Linked DNA regions of Homo sapiens: region 2 is linked to region 1. A link is an interaction called in ENCODE POLR2A ChIA-PET data of the cell type or tissue named here. Cell type or tissue: OCI-LY7. All regions are shown on one strand. Links, peaks and the distances in the headings refer to the core of each region. The heading gives the core; the rest is flanking DNA.

The links. Peaks named below come from ENCODE experiments on the same cell type or tissue, not always from the same donor. Only the 100,000 strongest peaks of a DNase experiment are listed, where the experiment ranks them.
Region 2: POLR2A ChIA-PET joins it to region 1 with 22 read pairs; 2 of 35 experiments call an interaction of 5 or more read pairs at or near these places.

What each region holds. Positions count from the first base shown.
Region 1 is chr17:30,460,235-30,466,775 of GRCh38, reverse strand. CPD (carboxypeptidase D) reads right to left here. Exons shown (of 21, transcript NM_001304.5): 18 at 5,465-5,596; 19 at 4,714-4,899; 20 at 4,307-4,406; 21 at 1-2,188. The coding sequence ends at 1,962. Among named protein-coding and RNA genes, the nearest start is that of GOSR1, 14 kb to the left of the region's middle. In OCI-LY7, for the core only: no CTCF peak of the experiment used is centred there; no DNase peak of the experiment used is centred there.
Region 2 is chr17:30,727,443-30,733,983 of GRCh38, reverse strand. It overlaps the pseudogene SUZ12P1. Among named protein-coding and RNA genes, the nearest start is that of CRLF3, 94 kb to the left of the region's middle. RefSeq lists a silencer at 1,998-2,067 and an enhancer at 1,765-2,385. In OCI-LY7, for the core only: no CTCF peak of the experiment used is centred there; DNase peaks (open chromatin) are centred at 2,527 and 5,193; H3K4me3 peaks cover 3,607 bases; H3K27ac peaks cover 3,956 bases.

The sequences.
Region 1 (6,541 bases), core at 718-5,717:
GGTATCCTCTAGTGAAGACCAATGATAACAAAGCAAAGCTTGTCACATTAACTTTGTTTCACTTGCTGTAATGTCCCAAGCAGGGGCAGCCACTCTTAGGCCCCTTGTTGGTTTCCTGACTGTACTCTTAAAAATAAAGCTGAAAAAGAGCAATACACCACCATCCTTAAAGAAAACATAAAGATTATTAGAAATTAAATCATGTATACTTCACTAACTATTAGCATCCCACAAGCTCTGTTCCATGTATGAGGTGGCAGAATTTACAGTTGCTAATACCAGAATACCAGAATGGCTTAACCTTGAACCACGGATTTATCACAGATACTTATTAACAAATGACATGACCTCATTATTCTTGCTAAAGAAAATCTTCTTTTATAAAGCCACTTTGAATGCATTCCTCACAAAACCTGGTTGAACGACCTAGGAAGGTGGTAAACCCCTCCACCTGAAGGCTTTGGGATAACTGATACATTAATGGATATAGAATACAATTTGAGAAGATAAGAGCAAGTTTTTTGGTCCCCTGATTTAGTATAAGTTCAGCAGCAACTTGGTTATTAAAACATTCAAAGGTATTAAACCGTTACATCATTGGTAAGATGCATACTTACAAAAAGCATCATTTCCATTGCATGATAAGACAGACATAATAAAATGCAAATCTTTCCGGTCTTTGCCTGATTGGCAGTGAAGATGACACTTTCACACCACAGTGTTTTATCACTCAGCAGTCATAGTTTACATTTTTTTTCAAGGGAGGAAGCTATACTTAAAAGCTTTCGACTGAACTTTTAGAAAAATTGGTTGATCAAAAAGAGACCGTCAAATGAAACATTAGGGCAAAGAACCAAATCACTCCCAGAGGCCTATGTGAACAAGACCGGTCAAGCGATTTCAATAATAGTATGCTATTACAGGGTATAGGCTTGGGCTGGAGCATGAAGTATAGATATTTTGTGTTCAAATACAGGTTAAGAATGTGCAAGTAGGTCTCTTCCACATTTCTAGATATTTTCAGTAGAATTCAGATCTTGTAGATGGCTGGGTCATCTGAAAACCATGTGTGCAACATAGAAAAAGGTTCCGATTTAGGCAATATTAAAGAATCAGGCATTCCTAGAATAAGCTAGTGCTTCACAGATATAAGCAGCAGCACCTGTGGGTTTTTACCAAGTTCAAAGATAGACAACATGAGTTTTAGCTTTTGCTAGATCTCTCTCTCAGCTTCATTCAAGTGGGCATTTAGACCTTTCACAATAAAGTTAGTAAGTTCTCCCTTAAAATGGGCTATTTAGAAGTTTGCTAAACCTTAAGAGAGGTAGTGAAATCCTGCTTACAGCGTAGTCTACCAGTTCCGATCTAGCCTTGGAACAGGTAGAAAGCCAAATGCAGAAGCCCATTTATTCATTTCCTACTGTTATATGTGTTTAAAAATCAATTCAACCTCCATTAAACCTGAATAAGAAAAACTCCAGCTATTTAACAACTAGAGAAAAGTACTCCTCAGTAGGTTGAAAAAACCTTGAGTTTTTAAAGCTTTATGTCGATTCTGACTGCTGTCCCTGCCTTAATGTTTCTGGATTCTTTTGGCCATTTAAAACAAAGAAAAATACTAAAGCCACTAGTAAACATCTGATGTGCAAAATACAACATCCTCTAGTTGGCTTTATGCCATTATTACATAAGCTCCAAATAGCTCATCTTAAATTAAAAAGAAAAAGTGGCTGTCCCATCTCTGCTGCATAAATCAGATTTTTTTTTAAAGGTTTAGAGTACTTTAAGGAAGGGAAGTTCAAAACTGCCAGTGAAATTCACAGAGAATACAAATTTAGCAATTTAATTTCCCAAAGCTCTTTGAAGAAGCAAGAGAGTCTCTCTTCTTAATGCAGTGTTCTCCCAAGAGGAACTGTAATTTTGCTTGGTACTTATGCTGGGAGATATGCAAAATGTGTTTTTCAATGTTTGCTAGAATATAATGTTTCCTCTTCAGTGTCTGTTTCATCCTGGAACTCATGGCTTAGGAGGGACTTCTTGGAGCCGGTAGACATCATGCGAATTTCATCTTCATACTCATCATGATGCTGCCTGAGCCGATGAAAGCCATCCTTGTGTCTATTAGACTTGATTGAGCAGATGCACCAAATAATGCAAGCTGTTAGGATCAATGCCGACATAGTAGCACCTGACAAACAAAAACCATCATGTGGGTGATATTATACTTTAAGGATATTAATAAGCAGCCGCTTACAATGGAACTTTTAATAATATACCCCTCATTTATTTTATTTCTATTTCATGCACTTAAGAACAACCTTTATTATTATAGAAGCAGTATATGTACAATATACAAAGTTTAAAAATACAGATAAGCAAACTAACAAAAGCCAAAACCAAAAAACCTCCTATATTTACATTTCCATTACCCAGAGATCATTTTTAGTTATAAGATCTTTTGTGTGTGTGTGTAATCCTCCCACCTCAGCCTCCCAAGTAGTACCACAGGTGCATGCCACCACACCTGGCTAATTTTTTTTTATTTTTGCTAGAGATAGGGTTTTGCCATGTTGCCCAGGCTAGTCTAGAACTCCTGACTTCAAGTGATCCACCTGCCTCGGCCTCCCAAAGTGCTGGTATTACAGGCGTGAGCCACCATGCCTGGCTCCAGATCTTTCTTTATGCATATGCACGTACATGTATTTTTTTTCTTTTACCATAATGAAATTATACTGTGTCTACTGTTCTGCAACCTGCTTTTTATGACTTCTATTATACTTTTCCTTTCCAGTAAACTTTCATTTCATCCAAATCTCCTTGTTTATTTTAAATTTGTACAAGGTTATCAAAATAAAAGTGTTAGAAACTAAAAGTAATAAAAACTAAGTTCACAATAGCTAATGGGTGACAGAGCCAGATTTAAACCATGGCTGAATTCTACCTCCTGTGTTTTTAACCACTAAGTTATTTACACTTTATCTGAGACAAGCTAAGAACCCTTTAAACACACCACACAGGATCTATGATTGGGCCATGTTTCCAATATACTACTTTCTCTCAACTAAGGGTCTCTCCCACAGGAACCCTGTGATAAAACTTGGTTATTCTGCCTCATCCAAGCTGCACTTAGAAATAAACTAAGGCTGTTTGTATCAAATAGATAAAGTATAGCAGAGTATTCATTTTACCACATTTTTTTCCTTCCTAACCTTTCAGTAATCCAAGCAATGACATGAATTAGTTCCAGCGTAAACAAACATTTCCTCTTTCCTGGATCTTGAAAAAGCGGAACTAATATAAGTCAAAGTCCTAGGAACTTATGACTTTAATATAAAGCAAATCATTCATTCATTCAACAACTCTTCATTAAGACCCACTGCGTGCTAACCATCGTTCTAGGCTTGGAGGATACAGGTAGATTCCTCCCTCTCTCAGAACTTATGTTTTAGTGGGAGAGATTGAATATAGACAAATACATGAACAAATATATAATGTTATGAAAGTGCTATAATGAAAAAAAGCAGGATAGAGATAGTGACAGGGGTAGCTAGGGTGATCAGGGAAAGCCTCTCCGTGGAGGTGACGTTTGAGTATAGACCTGAAGAAAGAGAAGTGTTGGGAACAGGCCCCCCAAAATATGGCCATAAACTGGCCCCAAAACTGGCCATAAACAAAATCTCTGCAGCACTGTGACATGTTCATGATGGCCATGACATCCACACTAGAAGGTTGTGGGTTTACCGGAATGAAGGCAAGGAACACCTGGCCCGCCCAGGGCGGAAAACTGCTTAAAGGCGTTCTTAAACCACAAACAATAGCATGAGTGATCTGTGCCTTAAGGACATGCTCCTGCTGCAGATAACTAGCCCAACCCATCCCTTTATTTTGGCCCATCCCTTCGTTTCCCATAAAGGATACTTTCAGCTAATATAATATCTATAGAAACAATGCTAATGACTGGCTTGCTGTTAATAAACACCTGGGTAAATCTCTGTTGGAGGTTCTCAGCGCTGAAGGCTATGAGACCCCTGATTTCCCACTTGACACCTCTATATTTCTGTGTGTGTCTTTAATTTCTCTAGCACCGCTGGGTTAGGGTCTCCTTGATGGAGCTGGTCTCGGCAGAGAAAGGCAAGCCAGGAGAACATATGCGAGAACAGAGGTCCAGGAAAATCACATTTAGATAAGGAGACATTAGAAGACAAGTGATTAGTTTCAGGATCAATATGAGAGAGGTGACCCACTCTCATATTGAAATGTCAAGATTGTTTTTAACTTTTACTACTAAAAATCAAAATGTCTTTACCTGATACAGTTACCACAAGCTCCCTTGGCAAACCAAATATCCGGTTATCTGTGTCAAAGACTATCACCACAGAACTAGCTGCATCATGATGCACAAAGACCTAGAAGGAGAAAGTGTAAGAATCATGACAAATTCTGCTTAAGGTGTACTGTATCCCTGCTATATTATTAGGCCCCATATAGCAAACTAAGGAGATGATGCATTGCCATCTAAAGTATACAAAATGCTAGAAAATTTTCCCTTTTGTTAGCAAGGGGTACAAGGATAACAAGATATCATAATCAAGAGGCAGTCACACTTTTAATTTCTTTATTCCCTTCAAGATTTCTAACAAGAGTTTCAAAATAAAACAGAAGTATTATTAAGAATAAAAATTTACATGATGCTACTCAATTTGAGTTTCTTACCTGTGAATGTTGTTGCTGGTACCCATCAGCGATGGCAATAATGTTATGGACACCTGGCGCTAAGAGTACATGGAAATAACCTCCCTCTTTTGTTTGTACCTTTATTCCTTCATTAAGTACAATGACTGCTTTAGAGATTGGCTTTCCAGTCTTATCTTTAACAAATCCATGAACTCCCTTGTGAACCTGAAAAAATGTTTAAAATATAAATTTATGTTGTCATAATGCCAGACATGGTAGAGGCACTAGCTTGAGGCATGACCAAAACCAACCAAACAAACAAACAAAACAAAAACCACACACAAACAAGTATCAAACTCTGTATGGCCTGCTTCTTCTCTTCCCTCCCCACTGACTCTGACCTTGTTTGCTATTCATTCAATATTCAGGCTCACAGAGCTGGAAATAAAAGAGAACTCTGATATTGTCATAGCCTGAAGCATTAGAACCCAATCTTCCAATGCCTTGAGTGATTTCCTTCCCACCATGGTATACTGACTCCAGTAACTCTGTGATATTCAAATTAAAGAACTTGCAGCATCTTGCAAGGTCAAATTACCTAAATTATAGCAGATTCCAGAGATGTGAATAAATGGCATCTATTTAGGAAACATAAAATGACCAAAACTCTTCTTTCTATATAAATTTAAAATAAATAATATACATTTTTGGTAAAAGACAATGTTTTGATAAAGGTTTTCACTGAACATATTCCTGGGAGTTTGCCTCTAGTTAAAAGGAAAAGACTCACCTCCACTAACATACTAAGAAGAGATCTCTTATTGTCTGCCCACAAGGAAGGGAGTCGTGCAGCACTAGGAAAGTAACAGCAGCTTGTGTATACTGTGATTTCCGGACAATGGCCATAGGTGACACTATAATCCTAGAATATAAAGTTCAAAATCAAATGTGGGAAAATTAATAAGTAAAAGAAAGAATAAGGCTTTGTAATACAACAAATGGAGTAAATGAAAAGAAAACGTAGCTGACGTAAACAAAGAAGCTGTAAAGCATTTTATGACAAATATAAATAAACCTCTCTGTATTATAATCAATCACAAACTCTATGAGAGCCCTTGAGGACAGGGGCTATGTCGAATTCATTTTCCTATCTTCAGTGCTTCCCACAGTGCCTGGTAGTGCCAGGTAGATGGGGTTTATTCGGGTTTGCTGAAGAAATGAATGAATGAGTACATGCAGAAGAGGGTCAGCTTCCCTCAAAACCCAGAAATGTCACAGTTGTACTTGAAGCTATGGAGATAATGATCATCAGCTCTCTCATACCCTCAACCTGGACCCCTGCTGGTGACAATATCCACTCCCTGCAATACGGCATTGATATTATCAAGGTACAGGAACTGCCTGTGCAGACAGGTTCAAAAACCCAACTTACCACCTTTTCCCAAAATCTCTTCTTTTTCCTAACTCAGTTAATGGTATTAACTCATTTTCTTACATAGCAATGAAACCTCTTGTCTTTGACTTCTCTATCTCACTATCATCCATAATTTGCTGAATCTTGTCAATTCTACCTCTATAGAATATCTAAAATGTCATCCTTTGACTCTACTCTCGTTGCCACTAGCATAACCTAGGCCCTCATTACTTTTTGTCTAGATAATTCCAAACCGGTCTCCCTGTACCAGTCTCTCCTTCCTCCAAACTATCTTAACTGATTATTTAGAGATTAGTTTTCCCATAGCATAGCTCAGATCATGTCAATATTGTTACCCCTGCTCAAAACCTCAGTTTCCCATTCTTATTAAAACAAAGCATTCAAAGCAACAAGCACTCTTTCCATTCTTAAACTTCTGTGGCTCTGCATTAC
Region 2 (6,541 bases), core at 433-5,432, 270 kb before region 1:
TGCCCAGGCTGGTCTCAAACTCGTGGGCTCAACAGATCCTCCTGCCTCAGCCTCCAGAGTAGCTAGGATTACAGGTGGGATCCACTGCACTCAAAAGTCAGTCAATGTTGAAATAAATCTCGGACACAAACTGCAGAAAAAATTCTCAATAAATATTCCTAATTATAATTTAAAGTTTTATCTATTTTGTTCAATATAAATATTACCTCAATACATTTTTTACACAATTGACAGATTCACAAAACCGTCTAACGCTTAAAATGAGTTGAATTAAATTTCAAATTAGTTAAAATGTAATTTGTTATACAGGACTTAAGTGGATGAAAAATACATATACTATTATATTAGTTACATTAATGACCTATTAGTATCACGTTGTCATTATACAGCAGTATCAGAATAAACCAAATAGAAATAACTGTGAATAATTACATTCAAGTATTTAAACTTTCCAGTAAACAACTTCAAGTTGTTTTATGACCAGATCTAGCTCTTAATGACACTTGACTTCCCTGAGGTCGACTCATCAGAACGCAAATAGTTAAAACTTTCTTGGAGAATGTGTCTTCTCTTAACATTCAGAAAGAACTTTTAAAATTTCCACCTAAATCTTCAATTGGTTAGTTTTATCTTAAATTAACTAAAGGGAGATGAGATACTTTAGAAGGGGTACAAACAAGTATCATTATTGTCACCACTGCCCTTCAGTTCTCCATCCTATTTCCAATTAAAGCCTCTCTAGATATTTCAAAGTATATTAAGAAATATGTGAATAATGTGAATCTCTCTGAAGCAAGGTCAATATTCGTTTCGATAAAAACTGAAACTCCTTCTATTAAGTTCCAATTAGAATTTCATGAAGCACTAATGAGAGAGAATGAAGGAAGGGTATTAAACAACATAATACGGTCTTTCTAAGCACAGCTGATACCATGCCCTTAATATATGCCACAGTGAAACTGTAAATAAGGACACTGGGCGGTAGAGCCAAGTTTATTCAAGTTTCTGTAAGATTACTTAGCTATTAAAGATCACCCAAATTATAACACACAAAAGCAAAAAAGGAAACCAATCAGGATATAACATTCCTTAAAGAACAATCAGGATTATTCATAGTCACGATGTTTTTAATAAATTCTATTGTTTATTTCCAGACACCTTGCTCTCCTTTCCAAATAAGTCAGTTTCACCTACCAGACAGACCTTAGAAACAGAAATTGACCCAAGAAAATGTCCTGTAAGCCGAGTAGAAAAAGCAGAATTCTGGGGTCGTCTCCAGAGAAGATGCTTGACCACTCTCTGGCTCAGTTTACATATCCACAAAATGGGTGGATAGATTTGAAGGGTTTTAAGCATCCAAAGGTGCCATAGGAACCTGCAGCACCAAGTTAGCGCGAAGGCATTTCAGACTAAGGACACTTTCTTCGGTTCCACTGCACTCATCCCTTCACAGGCTTCATTTTGCCCCTCAAAAGCTACAACCGAAACCCCTGTATTTCTAGAGTCCGAAAGGCATGAAAGAAAACAAGAACCAGTCTCGGGATGTGACTGCGGCTCAGTTCAACTGCTACCTCCTCATCTAAAAGCCGCCTGCTCTGAACGTGGGGCCCCAGTCCCGAGCCTCTTGCGTCAATCTTGGGGGAGTCAAGAACCCGCCCGGACCCTCTTTTCCAGCTCTCCCAAGGCCCTGGACTCCGGATCCCCTGGAGACGTAATCTCCGAAAGGGGGACATCCCCTCAATTCCTCCCTCCACTACCACACAAGTGGACTCCCGAGGAGGAAGGGGGCCCAGCAGAGTGTCCCATCCCCGGTGTTGGCAGAGTGGGTCTTCCTGCCCTCAAAGCCTCGCACGCACTCACTCTCAAAGGCCTGGAGGAAAAGCTCGTGGTCAGCCTGGACGTGCTCCATTTTCGACTTCTTCACCGGTAACGCCGCGGAGGAGGAGGAGGCCGAGTAACTGCCACCGCCTCCACAGCCCCCGCCGCCGGATTTGCCGCTCGAAGCCGTCGCCGCCGAACCCCCGAAGCCGCCTCCCCCGGACCCCGCGCTGGGCCCCGAGCCGCCCCCTCCCCCACCGCCGTGCTTCTGAGGCGCCATCGCGGTTCCTGCCTCCTTCCCCGGCCAGCTACTCGCCGGGCGGCCCCGGAGAGTAAGCGCCTGCAATACCAACCGCTCGCCCCAGCAGGCTCCGGCTGACCGAGGGGAGAAGGAGGAGAGAGGGGAGGAAAGGGGAAGGGAAGGCAGGAGGAGAGGAGGGAAGGAGGGAGGAAGAAAAAGTGTCTCCTCAGAGCCCCGCTCCGCTTCGGAGGCCGCTCACCCTACCCAGGCCTCGCTCCGCCCACTTCCCCCGCCCGGCGCTCTGATTGGCCGGCGGGAGCGCGCACCGCCGGGCCGCCCAGCCCGTTGGCCCGCGGATTCCCCCGTCAGTCACGCGGAGGCGCTTCTCGCGGAGGCGCGGCTTGGTTGGCCGGTGCGCGCTGCCGATCGCGGGCCCGGCCGCCTCTTTGAACTGAATTCGCGGGAAAATTAGGGGTCGGAGCGGCCTTCCTGCTGGCCCCGGTGCATTGTGGGGAGAGAAGGACCCAGCGAGCGGTTTAGAGAGTCTAGATCCTTAGTTTTTTGCCCCCAAACACCGTAAGAGCGGTCAGAGAGGTAAACTGGTTGAGAAGTACTTACATACACTCTTCTCTTCTTGAGGATCTATACCTTTTCAGCTCAGAAAGCTGAGAAGGAATCCGGTGTTTTGCGAGCCTTGCTTTTTTTTTTTTTTTTTTTTTTTTTTGAGACGGAGCCTCCCTCTGTCGCCCAGGCTGGAGTGCCAGTGGCGCGATTTCGTCTCCCTACAACCTGCGCCTCCCGGGTTCAAGCGATTCTCCTGCCTCAGCCTCCAGAGTAGCTGGGATTACAGGCGCTCGCCACCACGCCTGGCTAATTTTTTTGTGTTTTTATTAGAGACAGGGTTTCACCATGTTGGCCAGGCTGGTCTCGATCTCCTGACCTCGTGATCCGCCTGCCTCGGCTTCCCAAAGTGCTGGGATTACAGGCGTGAGCCACTGTGCTGGCCAGAAACACACATTCTCTGAGGCGGGCCCTCCAGCATGGGAACCCCTGCTCTGTCACATCCAGCTGTCATCCCAGCCTGTCCCATCTCAGGCTGTCCTGGGCTCTCAGTACCATCATTGAGCCAGCACTTTCAAATCTCTTATGTCCAGCCTGGAATTTCTCATCAGAGCCCCCATTACCATTTCCCTGCTGAAAACCAAAACCCTTGTAATTGGCCCAGTTAGCTCCCTGACCCCATGTCTGCTCCAGCCACTCCTGCTATTCCTGGACCACAGCAGGCCTTGCCCCAGGGCCTTTGCACCTGTCGCTTCCTCCACCTGTAGCTTCTGCCAACCCACTGTCCACATGGCCGGCTCCTTCAGGCCATTGCTCAGATGGAACTATTCACCTGGTGTATAGAATGTCCTCTTCATGGGGCAGGGATCATTGAACTGTTTTGCTCATGGTGGCCGCATCCCCAAATTTTACTTTTTTTTTTTAGAGATAGGGTCTTGCTCTGTCACTCAGGCTGGAGTGCAGTGGTGAAATCATGGCTCACTGCAGCCTCCACCTCCCAGGCTCAAGCGATCCTCCCGCCTCGGCCTCCCTAGTAGCTGAGACCACAGGTATGCGCCATCACGTCCAGCTAATTTATTTTATTTTGCAAAGATGAGGTCTTGCTATGTTGCCCAGGCTGAACATGAACTTCTGGCCTCAAGAGATCCTCCTGCCTCAACATCCCAAAGTGCTGGGATTACTGCTTGAGGCCATCACCATTGTTGTCTTCATATCCTCAACTTTTAGAATAGGCCTGGCACGCGGCACTGAATTATTTGTTGAATGAATCTCAGATCCCAAAGCTGAGACTCTGCCTTGATTCCTCACCTTCCCTGTCATCCCCCTCACAGAAGCCATCAGCAAGTCCTGTGGGCTCTGCCTCTCAAGTATCTCGCGACCTGCCCACTTCTGGCTCTAAGCACAGCACCCAGGCCCATGCCGCCATCCTATGTCACCTGTATGTTGTCCTGGCCTCCTTGCCCGCCTCCCAATCCGCCCTTCACTCAGAGCTAAGGGACCACATAATGATGTTGATCCGAACATTAACTGACCCCCTGGTCTCTGCTGGGGTCTCATTTCCTCACTAGAGCCCAGAGGCTGTGGGTGAACTGGTGCCACCAAGCTCTCCAAGCCCCATTCTGTCCTCCCTCCTGTTCCTGAAACATTCAACATTCCAGTTCCAGCCCCCAAGCAGGATCCCTGCATGTTGGCTGCGGCTGCTCATTGTTCAGGGCTCAGCCGCAAGGTCACCGCAGCAGAGTGACCTACCCTGGCCCCCTGCAAACAAAACAGTCCTCGCCTGCTGCCCTCACCCGCCATCTTTTCCCTGTTTTTAATTCACAGCTCTCAAGTGAGCACCTGAAATTACCTTTTTATCAACACGAGCTTCTTGAGAGAGGCCCTTAGAAATCAGCACACGGCTGGGCACAGTGGCTCATGCCTGTAATCCCAGCACTTTGGGAAGCCGAGGCGGGTGGATCACCAGAGGTCAGGAGTTCGAGACCACCCTGGCCAACATGGTGAAACCCCGTCTCTACTAAAAATACCAAAAAATTAGCCGGGCGTGGTGGCAGATACCTGTAATCCCAGCTACTCGGGAGGCTGAGGCACAAGAATTGGTTGAACCCGAGAGGTAGAGGTTGCAGTGAGGCTAGATTGTGCCATTGCACTCCAGTCCGGGCAACAGAGCCAGACTGTCTCAAAAATAAATAAATAAAATAAAACAAATAGGCACAGGCCCTCAATAAATAAAGATCCCCACAGGGCAGGACACCTGGTCCAGACCTCAGTCTCCTCACATGGGAAATGGGAGGATAATATCTGCAAGACAGCCCTGAACACCCCCTCTCCAGCCCTGTAGCTCTCTGCCCGCTTCCCCTCTCATGCCCACTCCTGATACCAGCTCCCTCTCCACTGCCCCAGCTTCTTCACTAAATCCCCCGCAGCCACCTCCAGCCCCCATCCGCATCTCCCCCCACATCCCTGACTAGACACGGCTGGTGTCACTTTCAGATCATTTTACAGCGTGTTACTCCCCCAGCCGCCACCAGCCCCCGTCCGCATCTCCCCCCACATCTGTGACTAGACATGGCTGGTGTCACTTTCAGATCATTTTCCAGCATGTTACTTTGGGGATGGGGAGTGGCTTCCTTATTTCAACTTCCTCATTTCTCCAACTGTCCAGCCACAGAAAGGTTCAGTGGAGGCAGTGTCCCCAAGCTGAGGAGTACTCCCCTCCCAGGGTCTCCAAGCGCTTTCTTTCACACTGCAACAGGCATCCTAGCAGAGGAACTGGTTAGGGGAAGTAAAAATGGCTGGATTTGTACGGTGACTCATGCCTGTGATCCCAGTGCTTTGGGAGGCTAAGGTGGGTGGATCACTTCAGCCCAGGAGTTCAAGGCTGCAGTGAGCTATGATCGTGCCACTGCACTCCAGCCTGGGCAACATGTCTCTAGAAATTTGTTTTTTTTTTTGAGACGGAGTCTCACTCTGTCACCAGGCTAGAGTGCAGTGGCACGATCTCGGCTGACTGCAACCTCCGCCTCCTGGGTTCAAGCGATCCTCCTGCCTCAGCCTCCTGAGTAGCTGGGACTACAGGCATGCGCCACCACGCCCAGCTATTTTTTGTATTTTTAGTAGAGACGGGGTTTCACCGTGTTGGCCAGGATGGTCTCGATCTCTTGACCTCGTGATCAGCCCACCTGGGCCTCTCAAAGTGCTGGGATTACAGGCGTGAGCCACAGCGCCCGGCCAAATTTTTTGTTTTTTAATTTGGCGTGGTGGTGCCCAGCTACTTGGGAGGCTGAGGCAAGAGGATCACTTGAGCCCAGGAGTTTGCAAGGCTGCAGTAAGCTATGATCCTGCCACTGCACTCCAGTCTGGGCAACAGAGCAAGACCCTCTCTTAATTAAAAAAAAAAAAAAAGGGCAGGGAAGCCACCCGATGCCAAGTTGTGTGGGCAGCGAATCCACATGGGTCTAGATCCCAATTTTGCCTTATACGTGCCCTGTGTGACCTTGAGCTGGTCTCCTCACCTCCCTGGCCCTGGTTCCCTCTGCGCTGCTATTCTGCAGGGTTCTGGTAAGGAGAGCAGTGCACGTACACGCTGGGCCAACACAGGCCCCATCAGAGGGTGCCATGCACAGCCTGGCGCCAGTCAGGGCACAAAGACACCCACGGAAGAGGCAGTCCCTCTCTTCCTCCCAGGCTGCACCCTAGAATGCTGAGACTCCAGAGTGGAGCCCCCGCTGAGCCATGTATACTTCCACCAGGAACTCCAAGGCATCTTCAGCCCAACCAGACCAATACAAGCCCCTACATCAGTGCACGGTGCCACCATCCTTCCAGGCCCTCCAGCCAGAACCCCAGGAGCTGAAAGCCTTGACTCCTCTTTCTCTCACCCCTAAATCCAGTTCAAGAGTAAGTCTTTGGGCTGTGTAT